2 separate regions of the Homo sapiens genome follow, and region 2 is linked to region 1. Evidence: chromatin loops called from intact Hi-C (ENCODE). Cell type or tissue: mammary epithelial cell. All regions are shown on one strand. Each heading gives the region's core, and the rest is flanking DNA. Links, peaks and the distances in the headings are about the cores only.

Region 1 (5,367 bases), core at 96-5,095:
GCTGGGACTACAGGTGCGTACCAGCCCATCTGGGTAATTTTTAAAACTTTTTTTTACAGATGGGGTCTCCCTGGGTTGCCCAGGCTGGTCTCAAACTCCTGAACGCAAGCGATCCTGCTGCCTCAGCCTCCTGAGTAGCTAAGATTACAGGAGTGCAGCATCACCCTGGCTAATTTTTAAAATTTGTTCTAAAGACAGGGTCTCGCTATGTGGCCCAGGCTGGTCTCAAACTCCTGGGCTCAAGTGATCCTCCCACCTCAGCCTCCCAAAGTGCCGGGATTACAGGCGTGGGCCTCTGTGCCCGGCCTGAATTTGCTCTTAAGTCATTCACGCTACGTGAGTCACCAGGGCTGTCCCGTGTGCAAAGTTCCAGTAAGTCTTTGTATTCCTGTTGGCAGGGTCAGGACAAGGTCCACCTCGCAAGCTGGGGCTGTGGGGCAGTGAGCTCAGTCTCTGTGTTGCGTAACCAATTGCCATCCATGTGGCGCCTTCCAACACACATCCACTTAGTACGTCACGGTTTGTGGGGTCAGGAGTCCGGGAACAGCCAAGCCAGGGCCTCTGTTCAGGGTACCCCCAGGGCTGCAGTCTGGGTGTTGGTTGGGGCTGCGTCTCATCCAAGGCTCGCCCGGGGAAGGCTCTTCATCCAGCATTCCCTCAGGCTGTTGGCACCATTTGCCTCCCTGTGGTTGTAGGACCGGGGTCCCTGTTTCCTTGCTGGCTGTTGCCTGGGGGACACTCCCAGCTCCTATGGGCCACCCTTGGGTCCTAGCTATCAGACCCTCCTCGGGCCTTCTCGCAATGCACCGCTCACTTCTTCACACCAGGAACCAGCAGGGGAGTGTCTTCCCACAACTCTGCTAAGCTAGAGTCTTCTGGGTGGGCGTGGTGGCTCACGCCTGTAATCCTAGCACTTTGGGAGGCTGAGGCAGGAAAATTGCTTTAAGCCAGGAGGCGGAGGTTGCAGTGAGCCGAGATCACGCCACTGCACTCCAGCCTGGGTGACAGAGCAAGATTCCATCTCAAAAAAAAAAAAAAAAAAAAAATCAGCGTAATATTTTACATATTATATATGCATGTAAGCATTTGCTACATATTTATATTGAGAAATAAATCTAAAAAGAAAATGTAGAACATCCCTATATAAAATGTTATGGTGTTATTTTCCTTTTTTTTTTTTTTTGAGATGAAGTCTTGCTGTCACCCAGGCTGGAATGCAATGGCGCAATCACAGCTCACTGCAGCCTCAACCTCCCAGGCTCCAGATCCTCCCACCTCAGCCCCTCGAGTAGCTGGGACCACAGGTGTGCACCACCACGCCCGGCTAATTCTTTTATTTTTTTGTAGAGACGGAGGTCTCGTTGTTGCCCAGGCTGGTCTTGAACTCTTGGGCTCAAGTGATCCTCCCACCTTGGCCTCCCAAAGTGCTGAGATTACAGGCGTGAGCCACCGCGCCCGGCTACGTGCTTGTCTTATTCAGCATTATGACATCATAGAGGGTGCTGATTCTTAGGGGCTTTGAGGGTCTCTGAGGGCTTTGAGGCTCAGAGATCTGCTGAGACACAGGTAGCGTAGGCAGAGCTGGGACAAATCCCCCGTTAGAGCCGGGGGCCCTCGGAGAACCCAATACGGGACCCAGAGGACCGAGGGCAGCCTAGTGCCAACTCCTGACTCGCCCTGTTCTCTACTATGTTAGGAAGCTATTTGCAGTTTTGTATTTGATAGAATCTCTTCCTGAATGCTTGCTCCGATCCTTTGTGGAATGAGGCAGAATATAAATAAATCAACAGAAAACGGTGCTCCAGCCACAAGCAAGAGACTGCCCGTCCTGCAGGGCCTAAGGAATTCACGAGCAACGCCCGCCCAGGGGCTGGGCTCAATGGCTGGCAGCCACAGGTTTCATCGCTAACCAGGCCGGAGAAGCTGGGCAGAAAAGCACCTGTTTGCAGCTTTTCAGCAGGACCTCTCCCCCTCAGCCCTGTGGACATTGGGGCTGGATCCTTCTCTCTGGGGTGGGGCCGTCCTGGGCACTGCAGGGTGCTGAGCAGCGTCTCTGGTCTCCACCCACTCCCTGCCAGGAAGCCCCCCAACACCCCGAGACCAAGAATCATCAGCTTCCAAATGTTAACATGCACAAGTAGGGAAACCGATGCTAAAGGATTTTAAGGTCACAGAGCTGGGAAGGGGTGGATCGGGGCCTCAAACCCCTGGCTCCCGGCCCCCCAGGGGCCGAGCTGTGGGGATGTGGATCCCAGACTGACCCCGGCATGGAAAACCACCAGCGTGGCCCGGCGCCAGACCTGCTTGTCTGTCGCTTGTCTGCGAGAGGCCAGGAAATGGCTGGGAGAGGGAGAGACGGTTAAACGAAAAAACATCCCAAGAATGCACATGGCTCGTCTCCGGCCCTGGCAGCCCGCCCCGCCGGTGCCTGCAGCAGAGGGTCCCGTGATTTGGGGCTCCGCCTCAGCATCTGCGGGATGGGTGCCCCCGGCCGGGCAGGTCCAGACGCCAAGGTCTGCACAGGGGTCACCCGGACACACCTGACTCGGACCATGTGGCTAAGTTTGTTTTGAAATTTCACTGCCCCAGCGTAACCCAGAGTCCAGGCCACGCCCAGCACGGCTGGCTCCCGTCCGGGTCTCTGTGTCCTGCAGCTCAGGGTGGCCAGGGCGGGCGGGCAGGAGGGCAGGCACCTGGCACCCACCCAGACCTGCGCCCTGGCCATCAGGCTGCCCCGGGAAGCCGGGCGACCGGGAAGATAGCAGAGTCAACAGGGCGGGTGCAGGAAAGGGCGCTCCCCATGCGAGCCTCTGAAGCCCTCGGCACACAGCCCTGGAGGCTGGGAATCCTTGAGCGTTTTCCTCTGAGGTCTCCAAGTGTTTATGGTAACAAGAGGAGGGAGGAGGGCGAGGGGACGGCCGCCGCTGGGCAGCAGCTCCGCCTGCTGGTCACCTTCCTCGGGGACATGCAAGGACAAGCTGCCGACGGAAGGGGCTTTGGCAGAAATGCGGGGAGCAGGGGACGCACCCCCACGGACAGGGGCTTTTCTGGTTGCCAAACGTGCAGACGACGGGCCTGACATCCCCATTTCCCAGGAACTCTGTGGATGGGTGTCCTGGGGCTGCCGTAAGAAAGTGCCACAAATGGGGGACTGGGAGGGGGTCTTAAAACCACAGACATGGATCCTCTCCCAGTTCTGGAGGCCAGAAGTCCAAAATCATGGGGTCTGCAAGCCTGTGCTCCCTCCAGAGGTTCCAGGGGAGAACGCTTTCTGCCTCCTCCAGTTCTGGGGGCGCAGGTGTCTCTCAGCTTGTGTCCTCCTCGGACACCTGGCCAGAATCCACTAGGACTTTAAAAAAAACCATTGCACCCCCCCAGTGCCATCCCAGAGGACCCACTCAATAAACACTGGAGCAACTCCCAGGGCAGGGGAATGCAGGTGTGCCCAGGGGTCAGGGCCCATACACGCAGCTGAGTGAGCCCTGCCAACCCTACCAGTCCCAGTCCTGGCCCCCGACATTGGTCCCGGCCTGGCCTGCTCACCCCTTCATGCCTCTCTGTCTAAGGGGCAGGGATAGGACGCAGCCCTGCTGCTCTCTGTCTGGTTCTATTTTTTTTTTTTTTTTTTTTTTGAGGCTGAGTCTCACTCTGTTGCCCAGGCTGGAGTGCAGTGGTGTGATCTCGGCTCACTGCAACCTCCGCCTCCTGGTTTCAAGAGATTCTCCTGCCTTGGCCTCCCAAGTAGCTGGGACTACAGGTGCACTCCACCATGTCCGGCTAATTTTTGTATTTTTAGTAGAGACGAGGTTTTGCCATGTTAGCCAGGCTGGTCTCGAACTCCTGACCTCAGGGGATCCACCTGCCTTGACCTCCCAAAGTGCTGGGATTGCAGGCATGAACCACCGTGCCCAGCTCTGTGCCTGGTTCTGTTTTATTTTATTTTAGAGACAAGGTCTTGCTGTTACCCAGGCTGGAGTGCAGTGGTGCAATCACAGCTCACTGCAGCCTCAAACTCTTGGCCTCAAGGGATCGTCCCCACTCAGCCTCCCAAGTAGCTGGGACTACAGGTGCCACCAAGCCCAGTTAATTTTTACATTTTTTTTTTTGAGACAGAGTCTTAGTCTGTCTCCCAGGCTGGAGTGCAGTGGTGCAATCACGGCTCACTGCAACCTCCCCCTCCCAGGTTCAAGCGATTCTCCTGCCTCAGCCTCCCGAGTAGCTGGGATTACAGGTGTGCACCACCACGCCCGGCTAATTTTTGTATTTTTAGTAGAGACAGGGTTTCACCATGTTGGCCAGGATGGTCTTGAACTCCCGATCCTAGATGCTCCACCCGCCTCAGCCTCCCAGAGTGTTGGGATTACAGGCGTGGGCCACTGCGCCCGGCCTCTGCCTGGTTGTTGAGGCAGAGACTGGTGTCTTCTTCCCTCGTCTTCCCCTCATATCAGGCCTCAAGAAAGACTTCCATGAACGCTGTGGGAAAATGCACTATGATGTCCCTCACTAGAAGTGCCTTCGCCGCAGGCCCAGCCTGAAAGTGATTAATCTCTGCTTCCTCCTCTCCCCTCCCCCAACAGAGTTTGTCTAAAAGTGCCCAGAGGCCTGGGTGACAGACTGATGGGGGGGGCCGCGGGGGTGGAGGGGTGATGGGGGTGGGGGGGTGGGGGGCGGAGGGTGTCTCTCGGGTGGCCTGGAGCACCAGCAGTCAATTCCTTCACTTGCAAATTGCCCAGGAGGGGTCAGCAGAGATACTGAGTTCCCAAACCACAGGGGGGTGAGAACAGGTCTGAGGCTGTGGGGTGGGATGTGGGGGCCCCCTCCCTGGTCCCTGGTGTTGTTTACCAAACACAGCAGCAAAGCTGTGTCTGCAGCCAGGACGCCTGCAGCCAAGCTCCTGGCTGCACTCCCAATGCCCACTTCTGCACGTGTTTTCACCCCACCCTGCAGGGATGGGACACCTCCCCTTCTTGAGGGTGAGGACACTGTGACATGTTCCTCAACAAGATGCCTGGCCAGGCCCCATTCACTCTGCATCACCCAACAGGTGTTGAAACAACGCATGAACCGTGTTATGGTCTAAGGTGTAGGCTCTACTCAAGATAGGCACAACTTTGTGGAATAAAATATCAAGGTTTCACAAGGTGACAAGTGGCCAGTTGCTCAATTTGTGTTAGAGAAACAGAGAATGTCTGGGAGGGGACAGGGAGGTGAGAACATTTTGTGGAGGGTTTGGCATGCAGCCTGTGCCCTATAACCCTCACTTTAAGCCAGGGTGCCAGCATCATCCTATGTCACCTACCACCCATCTCTTGAAGTCATCACCAAAGTGAAAAAGCAAAATGGAAATACTTTGCCAAAGGGACGAGA
Region 2 (5,367 bases), core at 164-5,163, 50 kb before region 1:
CATTTATTACATATTTGAAGATTCATTCACTATATATTCATATCAGTTTTGTATTACTAATATATAGTTTTAGTATTTAGTATGTATTATACACTTATTGCATACATATTTTATATTTATTCATCATTTACATAATTTATACATTATTAATTATATAGTTTGATTTCTATTTTGACATTTACATTGTTTGCTATTGATTTTATATTTGTATTTATAATATATTTAGATTACTATTTTATATCTGTATATATGTATTATATAGTTATAGAATCTGTTATAGGTTTATTGAATATTGTTTATCTTAACTTTTTTTTTTTGAGAGGGAGTCTCGCTCTGTCGCCCAGGCTGGAGTGCAGTGGCACAATCTCGGCTCACTGCAACCTCCACCTCCTGAGTTCATGCCATTCTCCTGCCTCAGCCTCCCGAGTAGCTGGGACTACAGGCGCGCGCCACCACACCGGGCTAATTTTTGTATTTTTAGTAGAGACGGGGTTTCACCATGTTGGTCAGGCTGGTCTCAAACTCCTGACCTAGTGATCCACCCGCCTCAGCCTCCCAAAGTGCTGGGATTACAGGCGTGAGCCACTGCTCCCGGCCCTATCTTAACTTTTTATTTTGAAACAATTATGGACTCAGGCAGTTGCAAACATAGTCCAGGGAGCCCCACGCACCCTCTCCCGGTCCCCTCCAGGGCGACGTCACCTGTGACTATGAGACACTATCAGAACCGGGACCCTGAGGTCAGCCCAATGCTGTGTCTCACTCAGACGGCACCACTCCCACCGGCCCTCATCTGGGGGTGCAGAGGGAGTTTTGGTGTCGCGCATCCCTCCAGGAAGGGGGCCTGGGTTCCTGCCTGGAGGCATCGCCCCTCTGGAGCTGTGCCCCCGCCCTCGAACCTGTCCCCACTGGGAGGAGGAGAGGAGGTGAGGAGGTGTGGCCTAAACGTTTGCTGAGCAGATGGCTGAGCAGACAAAGACCCAAAACTGCGACAAAATTGACAGTGGTGTCAGTAAAGAGAGACACAGCCTAGGGCCCCAGTCTGCAAAATGGGCTGAACTCCGAAGTTCCTAAAATCCTAAAGAGACCTGATCTACACCGGGAAGTTTAACTCACTCCAGTACAGGCCCTCTCCCTCTGGCTGGATCCTTTTCTGGGGTGGGGCTGTCCTGGGCACTGCAGGGTGCTGGGCAGCATCCCTGGTCTCCACCCACTCCTTGCCAGGAAACCCCCCCCCCCACCAGTGCGCCCACAGTCATGACCAGCACAAATGTCCCCAGACTTGGACAGGTGTCCCCTGGGGGAAAATTTTAGGCCTTTATGGAACTCCCTTATCAGGAGAAATCCTGCAGCTCAGAGTGGTTCCCTTAGGCAAAACGCAAAGAGTTTGAACCCAGCTGACTGAAGGCCCCAAAAATAAATGGTACTGAATGAAAATATGCTAGGCGTGGTGGCTCATGCCTGTAATCCCAGAACTTTGGGAGGTTGAGGCGGGTGGGTCATTTGAGGTCAGGAGTTCAAGACCAGCCTGGCCAACATGGTGAAACCCCCACGTCTGCTAAAAATACAAAAAAATGAGCCAGGCATGGTAGTGCGTGCCTGTAATTCTAGCTACTCAGGAGGCTGAGGCACAAGAATCGCTTGAACCCAGGAGGTGGAGGTTGCAGTGAGCCAAGATCGCGCCACTGCACTCCGGCCTGGGTGACAGAGTGAGACCCTGTCTAAAAAAAAAAAAAAAAAAAAAGGCCTGGCTCAGTGGCTCACGCCTGTAATCCCAGCACTTTGGGAGGCCGAGGCGGGCAGATCACGAGGCCAGGAGATACAGACCATCCTGGCTAACACGGTGAAACCCTGTCTCTACTAAAAAAAAAAAAAAATACAAAAAAATTAGCCGGGCATGGCGGCGGGCACCTGTAGTCCCAGCTACTCAGGAGGCTGAGGCAGGAGAATGGTCTCAAAAAAAAAAAAAAAAGTAAATACAGGGGTGTTTCCAAAAGGGCTTTAATTTTATTAGCATCCCAGAATGCTTTGTGACTAGGAGAGGCCCCACAGGGCGGGAGTCTTCCCCCAGATGTGAGCCCCGTTGCATTTGAAGGGAGTGAGACCACAGCTCCCACAGAGGAGGGAACTCGGGAAGGTGGTAGGCCAGAAATCTGCCCTTGCTCTACCAAGCTGTGTGGCCTTGGGAAAGTTTCCTTCCCTCTCTGAGCCCCAGTGACCTCTGTTGGAATTCTCAGAGGGACACTCTCATCTCTGCACCAGGCCTGGCCCCCAGGTTCCTGTGTGAGGAAACAGGGGTTCCAGAGTCTGGCAGGCAGGAAGAGGACCCTCTTCCAGGGACCTGTGGCAACTGCCAAATATAAACACAGCTGCTGGAAAGACAAGGTGGCTGGAACATCCTGCACCCAGCGAATGTGGAAGGGCCGGTTTGCCCGGAGCTCTTGAGAAATCTCACTCCCCGTGGACTTGCACCCTGTCGCCACTCCCCTGACCTGCCCTGAGGCTGGGGTGCAGCAGGGAATTGCAACAGCCCCCCACCGCCGGCCCTGGAGAGACCTGGGCAGAGCTGGAAGCTGATCAGATTAAAAATCAGCATGGATCGGATTCGGGATAGAGCCACAAACTGGGTGTCCTGAAATTACCCATTTTTGTGTTGGTGGGTTTTTTTGTTTGTTTGTTTGTTTTTTGGAGATGATGGCTCACTCTGTCGCCCAGGCTGGAGTGCAGTGGCACCAACTCGGCTCACTGCAACCTCCGCCTCCCAGGTTCAAGCGATTCTCTTGCCTCAGCCTCCCGGAGTAGCTGGGATTACAAGCATGCGCCACCACGCCCGGCTAATTTTTGTATTTTTAGTGGAGACAGGGTTTTGCCATGTTGGCCAGGCTGGTCTCGAACTCCTGACCTCAGGTGATCCACCTGCCTGGGCCTCCCAAAGTGCTGGGATGACAGGCGTGAGCCACCACGCCCGGCCCATTTTTGTGTTGTTGAACTTAAAGCATGAGCTTGGGCAAATCCCTTCTTCTTCTGAGCCATAGGGTAAAGGTGAGAGGAGAGTCTTGTAAGCTCCGTGATGAGTTCCAGAAGTCCAGGGTGACCAGTCATGCTTAGATCATTTCCGTGTCATTTATGGACTCGATGAGAGACAAAAGGGCCTCTGGGGACTGTGAGTTGCATCAGCCTCTTGCTGAACTGACAGAACATTCAGGTTTCAGGGAGAGGTGAGGTCATTGCCAGGGATCTTGTTCAAGGGATAAGGGCTGACACCTGCTCCTGAAGAGGGACCACACGGTGCCTGCCTGGAAATGGAAAATCCGGGCTCGCACTCTGGCTCTGCTCCTGGTTTTTGGGTCTTGGCTTCCTCAGCTGGAAGATGAGAGGGCTCCTCTCAAGGCTGAGGATGGGTCCCCATTTGTCATCCTGTGGCTCCAAGATCAAGAGGATCTAGAATATCCATGACCTCCTTCTAAACGACTTGGACTTTGGGTTAAAAATCTCTCTTGGCAGATTTTGGCTTGCACAATGGTGGATTAGCAGCTAAGGACAAACCCACTCTCTTGCTGAGGTCCACTAGAAAAGCTGGACAGGGCCGGGTGCGGCGGCTCACGCCTGTGATCCCAGCACTGTGGGAGGTCGAGGCGGGAGGATCACTTGAGGTCGGGAGTTTGAGACCAGCCTGGCCAACATGGTGAAACCCCATCTCTGCTAAAAATACAAAAATTAGCTGGGCATGGTGGCACGTGCCTGTAGTCCCAGCTACTTGGGAGGCTGAGGCACAAGAATCACTTAAACCCGGGAGGCAGTGGTTGCAGTGAGCTGAGATTGTGCCACTGCACTCCAGCCTGGGCGACAGAGAGAGACCCTGTCTCAAAAAAAAGAAAAAAAAGCTGGACAGGGCTGGGTGCGGTGGCTCAAGCCTGTAATCCCAGCACTTTGGGAGGCTGAGGTGGGAGGATCACTTGAAGTCGGGAGTTTGAGACCAGCCTGGCCAACATGGTGAAACCCCGTCTCTATTAAAATACAAAAATTAGCTGGACGTGGTGGCGGGTGCCTGTAGTCCCAGCTACTCAGGAGGCTGAGGTACAACAATCACTTAAACCCGGGAGGCAGAGGTTGCAGTGAGCTGACGTTGTGCCACTGCACTCCAGCCTGGGTGACAGAGTGAGACCCTGTCTCAAAAAAGAAAGAAAAGCTGGACAGAATGTCAAAGCATCTGCTCAAGGGCCTGCAGGGTTATTAAGATAATGGAGAATTTCCAGCCAGGATTTAGGGGAGGATCGAAAGAGAGCCTGGGTTTGGGGTCACTTTTTCCTGGGGTTGGGAGGGTTTGCTGAGAGGCCGAGTGATATTTCTATCAGCTTCACGAGGCCAAGGGTACAGAAATTGAGGTCCAGGGTTTCCTGAGGAGAGAAGGCTTGGTAAATTCCCCCTTGGTGTGAATTGGGACAACTTAATATTGCACTGTAAGAGTAACGGTCACAGCTGGGCACAGTGGCTCACGCCTGGAATCCCAGCACTTTGGGAGACCGAGGCAGGTGGATGACCTGAGGTCGGGAGTTCAAGACTAGCCTGGTCAACATGGTGAAACCCCGTCTCTACTAAAATACAAAAATTAGCTGGGCATGATGGCGGGTTCTTGTAATCCCAGCTAGTCAGGAGCTGAGATGAGAGAATCCCTTGAATCCGGGAGACGGTGGTTGCAGTGAACCGAGATCGTGCCACTGTATTCCAGCTTTGGCAGCTGAGTGAGATTCCGTCTCAAAAAAAAAAAAAAAAAAAAAAAAAGGAGTAAAGATCAAGAGGAAGCAGACAGGTCCTTCTAGCAACTACAGCAGAGTTTTGAATAATCTCAATCCCTAATATTGGATTAAGGTGATGCGAGATTGCTGGTGGCCCCAAATGCCTGGAAGAAGTAAACATAAATCCCCTCTGGAGGAAAATAATACGATCCCAGGCCTCAGATTATTTCTACATGCAAATCCGCAATACAGGCCGGGCGCGGTGGCTCACGAGGTCAGGAGATCAAGACCATCCTGGCTAACATGGTGAAACCCCGTCTCTACTAAAAATACAAAAAATTAGCCAGGCTTGGTGGCAGGCACCTGTAGTCCCAGCTACTCCGGAGGCTGAGGCAGGAGAGTGGCATGAACCCGGGAGGTGGAGCTTGCAGTGAACCGAGATCGTGCCACTGCACTCCAGCCTGGGTAACAGAGCGAGACTCCGTCCCAAAAAAAAAAAAAAATGCACAATACAATATCTGGCATGCAAGTAAGACATACGAGGAGCCAGGACCACATAAACAAAAATCAGCAGAAATAACCAGCACTGCCAGGTGCGGTGGCTCACGCCTGTAATCCCAGCACTTTGGGA

What was found. Hi-C counts contacts between places; a loop is a spot of excess contacts. Peaks named below come from ENCODE experiments on the same cell type or tissue, not always from the same donor. Only the 100,000 strongest peaks of a DNase experiment are listed, where the experiment ranks them.
Region 2: it touches region 1 in a loop (4-fold over the local background); 10 of 110 quality-filtered maps call a loop at or near these places.

Annotation. Positions count from the first base shown.
Region 1 is chr19:2,576,677-2,582,043 of GRCh38, forward strand. The region is part of intron 2 of GNG7 (G protein subunit gamma 7); the gene reads right to left. Among named protein-coding and RNA genes, the nearest start is that of MIR7850, 51 kb to the right of the region's middle. RefSeq lists enhancers at 292-436, 2,735-3,029, 2,848-2,897, a cis regulatory region at 358-371 and a silencer at 2,735-3,029. In mammary epithelial cell, for the core only: a CTCF peak has its summit at 2,950 (motif pointing left); a DNase peak (open chromatin) is centred at 2,865; H3K4me3 peaks cover 751 bases.
Region 2 is chr19:2,526,547-2,531,913 of GRCh38, forward strand. All of the region lies in intron 3 of GNG7 (G protein subunit gamma 7), which reads right to left. Among named protein-coding and RNA genes, the nearest start is that of GADD45B, 53 kb to the left of the region's middle. RefSeq lists an enhancer at 3,047-3,106. In mammary epithelial cell, for the core only: no CTCF peak of the experiment used is centred there; a DNase peak (open chromatin) is centred at 3,115; H3K27ac peaks cover 1,178 bases.